Regions from separate parts of the Homo sapiens genome. Here all the other regions are linked to region 3. The links are chromatin contacts, found by Hi-C or POLR2A ChIA-PET in ENCODE. All regions are on one chromosome and are shown on one strand. The core of a region is the stretch at or near the end of the contact, and the rest is flanking DNA. Distances in the headings are between cores, read along the strand shown. Region 1 holds the start of ZNF790-AS1 (ZNF790 antisense RNA 1). Region 2 holds the start of ZNF790 (zinc finger protein 790). Region 3 holds the start of ZFP82 (ZFP82 zinc finger protein).

Region 1 (4,075 bases), core at 110-2,609, 380 kb after region 3:
GCCCGGCCTATTTTATTTTATTTTAAGACGGAGTCTCACTCTGTCGCCCAGGCTGGAGCGCAGGGGCGGGATCTCGGCTCACTGCAACCTCCGCCTCTCCGGCTCACTGCAACCTCCGGCTCACTGCAACCTCCAACTCTCCAACTCTCCAACTCTCCAACTCTCCAACTCTCCAACTCTCCGGTTCACGCGATTCTTGTGCCTCCGCCTCCCGACTAGGTGGGATTACAGGCGCCCGCCAGCACGCCTGGCTAATTTTTGTATTTTTAGTACAGACGGGGGTTTCATCATGTTGGCGGCCGGACTGTTCTCTAACTCCTGACCTCAAGTAATCGGCCCGCCTCGGCCTCCCAAAGTGCTGGAACTACAGGCGTGAGCCACCGCGCCCGGCCCCATTTCCTTTATTTTATTTTACTATGTTCAGACGGAGTTTCGCTCTTGCTGTCCAAGCTGGAATGCAGTGGCGCGATCTCGGCTCACCGCAACCTCTACCTCCCAGGTTCAAGCGATTCTCCTGCATCAACCTCCGGAGTAGCTGGGATTACAGGCGCACGCCACCACGCCCGACTACATTTCCTTTATTTTATTTTTATACTTTACTAGCCTGTTTGTTGATCACAAGACTGGCGGTGCACAAGGTTGGGTCTCGGTGTTCACCGGGCGGTGGGCGTGGGCGAGGTGGGAGGGTCTCCAGCGCCTGGTGCTAATCTCCAAGAAAGTGCAGGAAACAGCACCAAACGTGATTGCAAAGTTTTGGTTTGGCGCGGCGGGTAGGCGTTCCAGCGCAGAAATGCGCAGGAAAGTTTCTGCTGTGCTTGTAGGAAGGTCGGCCACAAGCACTTCTTTTGTTTTTTGAAACCGAGTTTCGCTCTGTCGCCCAGGCAGGAGTGCAGTGGCGTGATATCCGCTCACTGCAAGCTCCGCCTCCCGGGTTCACGCCATTCTGCGGCCTCAGCTTCCCGAGTAGCTGGGACTATAGGCGCCCGCCACCACGTCTGGTTAATTTTTCGTATTTTTAGTAGAGACGGGGTTTCACCGTGTTAGCCAGGATGGTCTCGATCTTCTGACCTCGTGATCCGCCCGCCTCGGCCTCCCAAAGTGCTGGGATTACAGGCGTGAGCCGCCGCGCTCGGCCGGCCCCAAACACTTCTTATTGGCTAATCTGGAGCAAACCTGCATATCCATTGGCTGAAAGCTCCGTCTATTTTAGGGTGACTGAGAGCGTCTCTTCCTTCTGTGTTGCCTGGAAACGGACTGTTCGCCTAGTAACATCTGATCACGTTTCCCATTGGTCACCGTTTCCGGAAGCCCGCTCTCCCGTTTCCGGAATCCCCGCAGGCGCTGGGTCTGCAGATGGCGTCCAGGTACACAGTGGCGAGTGTGATTCCGCAGTCTTGGGCTGTTTGGCCAAGCGCCCGCCGGACATGGTACGCCGAAGGGTCATCGGCGTGGAGTCCTCGCTTTCAGCGTCCGCGGCTGGGAAATCGGCCATCGCTACGGCGGGAACTGGGACTCGGGCTGCGTCCCGGCCCTTCCACATCGGTCCACCGCACTCGTGGGCGCCCGCATTGGTGCTGACATAATTTCCTGACCTCTGACCCGTATTGTCTCGCGATTAAAGGTAAAAAACGGGGCTTTTTCATCCCACTGGGGTAAAACGCCCTTTTATTTCTAGCCAGGTGTTCTGTTGCAGAACGCCTCGAAGGGAGGGAGTGACCGGCAGGTTGAGGTTTATTAAATAAAATACATTCCTGGTTTATATTATGTTTATAATAAAGCACCCCACCCTTTAAAAAATCTCACGTTTTGCCAGTTGCATTATTTAGTGGACTGTCTCTGATAAGGACAGCCAGTTAAAATGGCATTTTGTTGTTGTTGCTAATTAAACCAATTTTTAGTTTTGGTGGTTTTCCTAACAGCAGCAACTTCTCAGGCTTTATAAAATCATATTTCTTGTGGGAAATTTCTGTGAAAGGCGCAGCGAGTTAGTTTGGAATTGTTTTAAAGGAAGTAAGTTCCTGGTTTTGATATCTTAGTAGTAGTATTTTCCCCAGTGTCTTTGAAATCTTATTTTTGGAGCACGTATGTAGAGTAACTTTTGTGAAAGAAACAACTTTTATTTTTTATTATTATTTTTTTTTGAGACGGAATTTCGCTCTCGTTGCCCAGGCTGGAGTGCAATGGTGCAATCTCTGCTCACTGCAACCTCCGCCTCCCGGGTTGAAGCGATTCTCCTGCCTCAGCCTCACGAGTAGCTGGGATTATAGGCATGTGCCACCACGTCCAGCTAATTTTGTATTTTTAGTAGAGATGGGGTTTCTTTATGTTGGTCAAGCTGGTCTCGAACTCCCGACCTGGGGTGATCTGCCCGCCTCGGCCTCCCAGAGTGCTGGGATTACAGGTGTGATCCACCGCACCTGGCTGATTTCATATATATATCTTCCTAAATCCTTTAAAAAGTTAGTGGATCTCTTACTTTTGTAGGATTTATTTCATAGTGTGAATGAGACACCTGTAGGCTCCAGGTCTCTGTCTTCATGAGGTGTGAAGATTCAGTGCTTTATAAAACAGTCCCCACATTCTTCAAAGGCCTTGTTCTTAATTCTCAGCACGCTTGTGCTTCTGACATTGTTACTAAAATTAAGCTAAGTTTTTCTGGTTATGTGAGAGCTGTGGAAATGTCCAGCGTTAGCCACTAATGTTTCTCCTTGATATTTCTCCGTATCTTAATACTGACTCTCAATCCATTACTCAGATGGGTGTCCTTTTCCTGGATGTCTGGAAACTAAGCCTGGCTATCCCTCTGACCTCCCTGCCGAGCTACCATTTTTTTCCTCTCTCTTTTCTTGTCTACACTTGAGTTGGTAACCTCAGCTCTTTCATGAGCAACCTTGATGCCTTTGACTCCTTCTGAGTTTATTACCCACAGTTCCATCAGCCAAGTTTAGGGGCCCATGAGAAGGGCTCGTGTAAATTTTCACATTCCTCTAACCAAAATGTAGTGTTTCCTTCCATCTTGAATATAGGCTGTAGACCCCTCGGGTATGGGGTATTGTTGGCAGTGAGACCACAGCAGTTTTTATGTCATCTGACAGCATCTACAAATAGCCTTCATGGTTGTCACTGCTTTCCAAGACATTTCCAAGTAACAGTTCCCAGTGATGATTTACTACTCGCTATTGTTACTTAATGTGTTAAGGTGGCTGTCATAGGCACTATTACTATGTCAGAAATTACACCAAAATTTAGTGGCTCAAACAATCATTATGTTATGTGGATTCTCATGCTCACAGTCAGGATTTCAGATATGGCACAAGGGTAGCCCACTTGTCTCTGTTCCATGATGTCTGGCCTCAGCACGGAAGACTCAACGGCTGGGGTCTGCAACCATTTGGAGGCTTGTTCCCTTGTGGGGAAAACAAAGAGAGATCAGACTGTTACCGTGTCTGTGTAGAAAGAAGTAGACATAAGAGACTCCATTTTGTTCTGTACTAAGAAAATTTCTTCGGCCTTGAGATGCTGTTAATCTGTAACCCTAGCCCCAACCCTGTGCTCCCAAGAGACTTGTGCTGTGTTGACTCAAGGTTTAATGGATTTAGGGCTATGCAGGATGTGTTTTGTTAAAAAAAAGTGCTTGAAGGCAGTATGCTTGTTAAAAGTCATCACCGTTCTCTAATCTCAAGTACCCAGGGACACAATACAAAGATTTCTCCTCATGCGATAGCCTGAGATATGGCCTCCTGGGAAGGGAAAGACCTGACCATCCCCCAGCCTGACACCCATAAAGGGTCTGTGCTGAGGAGGATTAGTAAGAGGAAGGCCTCTTTGTATCTTTGCAGTTGAGATACGAGGAAGGCGTCTGTCTCCTGCTGGTCCCTGGGAATAGAATGTCTCAGTGTAAAACCTGATTGTATGTTCCATTTACTGAGATAGGAGAAAACCACCTTAGGGCTGGAGGTGAGACTTGCTGGCGGCAATAGTGCTCTTTAATGCACTGAGATGTTTGTATACGTGCACATCAAGGCACAGCACCTTTTCTTAACCTTGTTTATGACACGGAGACCTTTGTTCACAT
Region 2 (3,910 bases), core at 67-2,566, 420 kb after region 3:
CAACCAGAATAAATGTCAATCCAACCTTGTATTTATATTTATCTACTATAAGAAGTCCCAGAATTTCTAGTCAACTGTCTTTTCGGACATTGTATACCATCAAGTCTCATTTGTCCCCTTTTCTCATTCTTCCCAACTTTCAACACTTTTCCTGTATGCCTTCATAATGGAATTCATAATTCATTAACAACCAACTCCTCTTTTATCTTCAACCACTTCCTTGAACACGCCCTAACATTCTGAGTCTAACAGAAACTAGGCTGTATCTGGAGGACTCTGCAGCCCTCTCAACATTTCCCCAGCTACAGCCTCTTACCAGTGGGTCTGAAAATGGAACAGATGGCCGGCCTCCTTGTTGTTCACTACCTTCAGACCTTTCTTCCTCCCTCCACAAACTCTAGTTTTGAATTTCCTGCCATGAGATTGTATATAACTCACCACATCTCACTTTTGTTGACCTCTACCAAACACAGGGTATTTTCCCCCTATATCTGAAATCTTCAGCTCATGGTTTACTCTCTGCAGCGCGATTACCCTTTTCTATTTTTTTTAATTCTTGCATTTTTAACTACACCCACACAGATGAGCCTTGTTTACTTACCCTTGCCTGGACTTTTCCCCCCTCTCGTGGCTCATTTCCAACAACATGTTGATGGGTGGTTGTTCCCCAGCCGTCTTCCCCAGCCCTCTACCCCAACCTGCTGCTCCATTTCTCTGCTCTAATTTACGGAGAAACTCTTGAACTATGTTGTCTACACTGTGTCCCATTCTTCTCCCCTCCTTCTAGGTTGCCCCCACTCCAATCCAGCTACGGGCCAGCACAAAAACTGCTCCCCACACATTCACGAAGGACTATGCCTGTCACTCAACGCAAAGCTCAATTCTTTGTTTTTGGCCCCATAGCGGCTGCTATCACCACCTTTACGAACGTGGTCACGCACAACGCGACGCAGTCATAATCACGTACATACAGTCACATTTAAATAGTCCATTAGGGTCACACACAGCGCCTGTCAACGTCGTGTGCGCGTGCGCGCACACACACACACACACACACATACACACACACACACACAAGCTCCCGTCGCGGCCCCAGCTCCTGCATCAATTTCACTCTCGCATCCACTGCTCCCATCGCGATCGCTCGCCCCCACGCTCCCTCGCCGGCAAAGCCACCAACTCCAAAGACATTAGCACCTCACTCCCCTCAGCCCCGGCCTCGGGCCCTCCGGAGTCATTCGGCTTCTGTGTCTCGGAATCACTCACCCGGCCCTGCGGTCCCTTGATGGTGGAAGGTTCCGCGATCTTTCTATTAACCCTAAAGGGACAGAGGGCTGACAGGAAGTTGCCCGGGGAACGGTGCACTCTGGGAAATGTAGTCCGGAGCCTGGGCCGTCTTTAACTGCCCCGGACACCGCGGTCACCATTAACGGACCCTGCATTTGAGCCCCATCCCCTCGCTGGGCAAAGACCATCGCCCACACACCGCTCACATCTGCTGCCGAGAGCTTCCAGAATTCCAGGCCGCGTTTAGGAAGCTTCAGCGGAGGCATGCAGGCTGCCCTACCTCTGCAAAAGGCTCCCAGCCCTGGGAACAGGACAGTAAGCCCAGGCCATCTTAGGCTGGAAGTAACCTTGGTCCCGACGGCCCTGGGAAATGTAGTCCAGAGCCTGGAACACTGCAGAAATGCCCCGGGGGGATGGTGCGATGGTTTTCAGTAGGAGCTCGCTGCGTGGGCCTCTGACCTATGTGGCATGGCGGGAAAGTCCTACAAGACTGTGCCAAGCGAGTGGCGAGTCTGTCCCGTCTCTGCCCGAGCCTCGGCCCGGCTGGGTGGACACCTCTTGTCCCACAAGTACCAGCCTGGGATAGAACGAAGGGGAAACGATCCATGGGACACAGCTACATGCCCAGCCCTATAGGGGTACCCTGTCTGGGAATCCATGAGAACTCTTCCTAATACCTTATTCCCATCCTCCAATCGCCCTTAAAGTGTTTGGTTTCAATTAATGTTTATAGTAACATTAGTACTGTTTTGTAAATTCCATTCATGCCATTCTTTTTGCTGAAGTACACACTTGCCAGTTTTCATTTGCTTCTCTTTTAGATGTACATCATTTCAATCTACATCTAAACTTTCTGACAGAGGAGTAATTTTTTTCAGTACTTTCAAACTTATCAGGTAACTAAAATAGTTGTTTCTTTTTTTATTGTGAAACAGAAAATACTTGAAGTGCATAAAATGTGTAAGTTCAGTATAACTCCACACAAGTGTTGGTATCTCAAGAACAAATGCCCATTCTATGTGATCATTTCTCTTTTTGTTTGTTTGTTTGTTGTTTTTTTTGAGACAGGGTCTGGCTTTGTCACCCAGGCTGGAGTACAGTGGCACGATCTAGGCTCTCTGCAACCTCTGCCTCCCTGGCTCAAGTGATCCTCCCACCTCAGCCTCCAGAATAGCTGGGACTACAGGTGTGTGCCATCACACTCAGCTAATTTTTATAGAGACAGGGTCTCGCCATGTTGGCCAGGCTGGTCTCGAACTCCTGGGCTCAAGTGATCCTCCCAAGTAGGCCTCACAAAGTACTGGCATTACAGGCATGAGTCACTGCACATAACCTGTGTGATCATTTCTGATACCCAGCTCCAGCTCCAGCTGATCTTTAGGGTATTAATAATATCTTGGCTCTTTAATAGTTTTAATCTCTCAGCTGGACGCGGTGGCTCACGCCTGTAATCCCAGCACTTTGGGAGGCTGAGGAGGGTGGATCACCTGAGGTCAGGAGTTCGAGACCAGCTTGGCTAACATGGTAAAACCCTGTCTCTACTAATAATACAAAAATTAGCTAGGTGTGGTGGTGCATGCCTGTAATCCCAGCTACTCTGGAGGCTGAGGCAGGAGAATCGCTTGAACCCAGGAGGCAGAGGTTGCAGTGAACCAAGATCACACCACTGCACTCCAGTCTGGGCGACAAGAGCGAAACTCCATCTCAAAAAAAGAAAAAAAAGTTTTAATCTTGCTGTGAAATGTATATAAATGCAATCAAATTGTACAAATTTTCTGTCTTGATTAGTTGTTAAACTCCTAACTGGATTAACCGAAAACCCCATAGTAAAGGCCTTACAGAAGGAAAGGTATGCCCATCCAGCCATCAACATCATTTTCCTGGTACTACTGGCAGGGGACCCCAAGACCAACCACTACACGCCCAAGCTCTGATGATTCACTGGGAGGCTCACAGTGAAGTGATACAAAAGAAAATCAGTAAAGAAAAAAGCGCATGGGGCAAAGTCCAGGGGAAACCAGGTGCACACTGCGAAGGGTTCTTTCCCAGTAAATTTATATGGGATTTATTTGTTCCCCAGCAGTGAGTTGTGACAATACATGTGAGATGTTACCAATCAGGGCAGTTTATTATAGATTCAGTGCCCTATGTTTTTATTGGGGGCTGGTCACATAGGCAGTCTGTGCCTAACACATACCAGAATTTCAAATTCCCAGAAGGAAAGCGGGTGTTTAACATAAACCATACTGTTTGTACAAAAAGTTTAGGCATAGTAAGCCACTTATTAGGAAGGTGGGAACCAATCTGAAATTCAAGTTCTAGATGCAAGCCAAAGACTAACCTCGCATATCAGGCCTTTCTAAGGATAAGTAGTCTCAGACCTGCTATGTTAACTAATTTCTGCTCACTACTGTCCTAAAGATGTATGGTTTTCAGCAACATCAAATTACAAGACACATGAAAAGGCAAGAAAAATCATGACACTCAAGACATAAAAGCAAAAAGCAACAACAAACAAATAGAGGTAGACTCAGGTAGGATCTCCCCAGGAGCTTGAGGCTGCAGTGAACTGTGATTGCACCACTGCACTCTAGCCTGGGCAACAAAGCAAGACCCTACCTCA
Region 3 (4,079 bases), core at 977-3,476:
TCCCCTGAAAGCCTCAAATGAATTCAAATTACTTCTGGTTAAGAATTCCTGTTCTATGGCCGGGCACGGTGGCTCATGCCTGTAATCCCAGCACTTTGGGAGGCCAAGGCGGGCAGATCACCTGAGGTCGGGAGTTCAAGACCAGCCTGACCAACATGGAGAAACCCCGTCTCTACTAAAAATACAAGATTAGGCAGGCGTGGTGGTATATGCCTGTAATCCCAGCTACTAGGGTGGCTGAGGCAGGAGAATCGCTTGAACCTGGGAGGCGGAGGTTGCGGTGAGCTGGGATCACACCATTGCACTCCAGCCTGGGAAATAAGAGCGAAACTCCGTCTCAAAAAAAAAAAAAAAAAAAAGAATTCCTGTTCTAGGCTGGGGGCGGTGGCTCATGCCTGTCATTCCAGCACTTTGGGAGGCCGAGGCAGGCAGATCACTTGAGGCCAGGAGTTTGAGACCAGCCTGGCCAACATGGTAAAACCCGGTCTGTACTAAAAATACAAAAATTAGCTGGGTGTGGTGGTGCAGGCCTGTAATCCCAGCTACTTGGGAGGCTGAGGTATAAGAATCGCTTGAACCACGGAAAGGGAGGTTGCAGTGAGCTGAGATTGTGCCACTGCACTCCAACCTGGGTGACAGAGCAAGACCCTGTCTCAAAAAAAAAAAAAAAAAAAAAAAAAAAGAATTCCTGTTTTAGACTATTTAAGCATCTGATCTGGCTCATTTATTTTTTACTAGGAAATACTCACCACAATTGGCTTAGTATTTTCATTTTCCCCCCATCTATAGAAGGCTGATGTAGAATTGCTCCAAATCACTACTTAAGAATACATAACTAAGGTTTATTAAGTACTAACGAGGTCTCAGGAACTGTTCTAAGAACTTTACACATAGTAATTAAAAGAAGGCCCACAGAAGTAATGAAAAACATCTACCAAATGGGTATGTGCATACAGGCTCTCGGGAGGGGACCTAGGTATCAGCTCAATGGACAGGACATTTATGGAGAATGAAACAAATATTCTCATGTCCTAAGAAATAAGAATGCATTTCACAGAAGAAAGCAGAAACACCCACTCGCCTCGACCTTGACTTAAACAGGCAACAGCAATTCATTCCTCCTCCCGCTCGGACCCCTTTTCTTAAAGAATTGGGCAGGACTGGCTAATAAGGGAACCAGGCTTTTCTTGCAGCCCAGCCTCGCATAGGGCACAATGCCCCCACCGCCCACCCACACATAACCAGAGTAACATAAGAGAGATGGTGTTGTTAACTCTTCCCAGTATCAAAGAAAGGCCAGGGTCATGGATGCCCGGGGCTAGAACTGGAGTTCACAATAGCTTCCTGGAAGCAATGCTGTGGTTCTGAAACCTGCAGCTGGACTCTTCAGAGTTGTGAGTGCACGTGCGTGGGTCCGGGTCCGCGAGGAGGTGGTGTGGGAGTCCCTTCCAGGAGCAAGCCTGGGCGGGAGCGGGGGCTCGTTCAGTTCTAATATTCCTATCCCAAGGTCGGGTCTGAGCCTTGTTTCGCTGTTGCCCAGGCTGGAGAGTAGTGGTGCTATCATAGCTCGCTGCAGCCTCAATCTCCTCCTAGGCTCAAGCCATCCTCCCGCCTCAGCCTCTCGAGTGGCTGGGACCACAGGAGCACGCCATCACACCCGGCTCATTTTTTAAATTTCTGGTACAGATGGGAGTTTCGCTTTGCTGCCCAGGCTGGTCTCGAACTCCTGGCTTCCAGCGATCCTCCCGCCTCGCTCTCCCAGAGCTCTGGGATTACAGATGTGAGCCACCTGGTCCGGCCTAGTCTGCGCGTTTCTGCTGGGAGTCTTTGGCGTGCAGAAACTGACCGAGGGCCATTTCTCTGCAGCTGGGCCCGGTGTGGGCAGAGGATGCTGGGGTCAGTCACGCACTCCACGGCCACAACAACCTTCGCTCATACAATAGTCTCTGCACCCAAGTCAGCCGCACAGACTCCGTCACGTCCCAGCCCCGGCCCCGTCACGCCCACGACACACACACCCGGGCCTGAGGCGCGGGCTCCCGCCCCTCTGCGATACTGCAGTGGCCCCGCTTACCTCTCTTTACCCCCTGGGCCGCAGCGCTTTTCCTACAGATTACCAGGACCGACGCTCCGGGCCAGGACTGCTCACTCGGGGCGCGAACCCGAGGCACAGCGATGCCCGAACGGAGGAAGCCGCTGCCGGGTCACGCCACAATCCCCGGGGCCTAACGGGCTGCGCGCGGAGGCTGCTGGGAGGGCCGGGCGCGCTCACGGAGTGCGCAGGCGCGGCCAGTCTCAAGGGTCCGCTCGCTGGTGCAGCCCCTGCTCTGCGTGAACCCGGAGCCGGAGCTAGGTCCGTCCCAGCGAGGCTGCGCTTCGAGTCCCTTAGCGCCTGGGGACGGCGCGGCAGGGCCTGGAGGGGAGCGGGGACAGATGGCTGGCGCGTTAAAGAGGGGCGCCCGCGACCGCCTCTCTATAGTGCCAACTAGGGAGCCCTGTGAGCGAGGACGGCGCTGCGAGTCTGTCCCTGGCGCGCTCCTGGGTGGGATTCTTTCACTGGGTGTGGCTGTTGGGATTTGAGACCGTGTGACTCCGGAGATTCGGGGAAGCCAGTTCCTATATTTTCCATTTCTGTATTTTTAAATGGTAAAAACAATGAAAAGGAGAACAATATTTTGTGAAATATGAAAATCATACATGTCAAATTTCAGTGTCCATAAATAAAAGTTTTATTGGAACATAGCCGTGTTTGATTGTGTACTGTCTATTGCTATATTTGAGCTACAAGGACAGACTCGAGTAGTTACACAGACCAGATGGCCCACGCAGCCTAAAATACAGTCAGTTCTCACTATTCACAGTAGTTATGGTCTATAAACTTGCTACAAACACGGAATTAGTGAATACCATTCCACTGCTTCTAGGGGAAATACAGGGTTAGTTTCCTGTAAGCATCTGGTCACATTTTAGTCAACCGATGAATGCATAAGCTTATTTTATTGTGTTTATTTTCTTTTTTTCTTTTTTTTTTTTTTTTTTGAGATAGGGTCTTGCTCTGTCACCCAGGCTGGAGTGCAGTGGTGGGATCTTGGCTCACTGCAACCTCCTCCGCCTCCCGGGTTCCAGCAATTCTCCTGCCTCAGCCCCCAGAGTAGCTGGGAATACAGATGCATGTCACCATGCCCAGCTGATTTTTGTATTTTGTAGAAACGGAGTTTCACCATGTTGACCAGGCTGGTCTCAAACTCCTGACCTCAGGTGATCCACCCGCCTTGGCCTCCCAAAAGTGCTGGGATTATAGGCATGAGCCACCGCGCCTGGCCTTATTGTGTTTCTATTTAAACACTTTAATATATATTATTGATTCATTAACATTGAACTCATGGCCAACAGCTCCATAACTCATGCCTGAATGAAGCTTATCTAACACATGTATTTTTTCTGTAAGACACATGACCGCTTTCTCATTCATAGGAACATCAACAGCACTTTAGTACTACTACATTTGGGGTCCCTTTGAAACAGCAAAATCACCAGCAAAAAACAAAAATATGAGAAGCCAAGGTACTAAATGGACTGCAAAAAGGGTACCTGTTTACAGTATGAGAGCTGAAATAAGAAGATAGAGGGTCACTTTGTTTGACTTTGGCTGAGAACATGCCTGTTAAGGGACTCAAAAAGGTTCACCGCTCTTCGGATGTCCACAAATGACCACAAAGGTGCTGCAAATATTGACTCTGGGTTTATAAAAAAGTTTTAGCAAGTAGATGAATTCACAAATTCAGAATCTGTGAATGAAGATTGACTGTATTTACTATCAGGCCCTTTAAAGAAAAAGTTTGCCAATCCCTGTTTTTATATGTCCCTCTTAGTTATACAGCTAGTGTTTAAAAACTACTTGAAATAATTATTTTCCCTGTGCCACCAATTATGTCTATAATTGATTGTACCCCATTAAATAAGCACAAAGAAAAAAGAAAGCTTTCTTTATAGAAGAAGGCCAGCTAATAACTATCAAGGGTTTGATTTTACGTGGCTTAGACACGCTGCTTCAAATGCATTTAAGATGTTTGGTTTTA

What was found. A loop is a pair of places that touch in the nucleus more often than their neighbours do. ChIA-PET counts read pairs that join two places held with the same protein, here RNA polymerase II (POLR2A). Pooled maps may share reads with other maps.
Region 1: a loop to region 3 is called in a pooled map, with 6 times the contacts of the local background. The contact joins the promoter of ZNF790-AS1 here to the promoter of ZFP82 in region 3. A Hi-C loop is called at or near these places in 7 of 50 pooled maps. POLR2A ChIA-PET finds 5 or more read pairs at or near these places in 3 of 52 experiments (CD4-positive, alpha-beta T cell, Panc1 and naive thymus-derived CD4-positive, alpha-beta T cell).
Region 2: a loop to region 3 is called in a pooled map, with 5 times the contacts of the local background. The contact joins the promoter of ZNF790 here to the promoter of ZFP82 in region 3. A Hi-C loop is called at or near these places in 6 of 50 pooled maps. POLR2A ChIA-PET finds 5 or more read pairs at or near these places in 3 of 52 experiments (RWPE1, WTC11 and activated T-cell).

Annotation. Positions count from the first base shown.
Region 1 is chr19:36,796,191-36,800,265 of GRCh38, forward strand. ZNF790-AS1 (ZNF790 antisense RNA 1) reads left to right here and starts at 1,360. Exons shown (of 6, transcript NR_040027.1): 1 at 1,360-1,621. RefSeq lists silencers at 922-991, 1,002-1,161 and an enhancer at 1,582-1,651.
Region 2 is chr19:36,837,071-36,840,980 of GRCh38, forward strand. It overlaps ZNF790 (zinc finger protein 790), which reads right to left and starts at 1,317. Exons shown (of 5, transcript NM_206894.4): 1 at 1,267-1,317.
Region 3 is chr19:36,416,418-36,420,496 of GRCh38, forward strand. It overlaps ZFP82 (ZFP82 zinc finger protein), which reads right to left and starts at 2,227. Exons shown (of 5, transcript NM_133466.4): 1 at 2,075-2,227. RefSeq lists an enhancer at 1,596-1,755.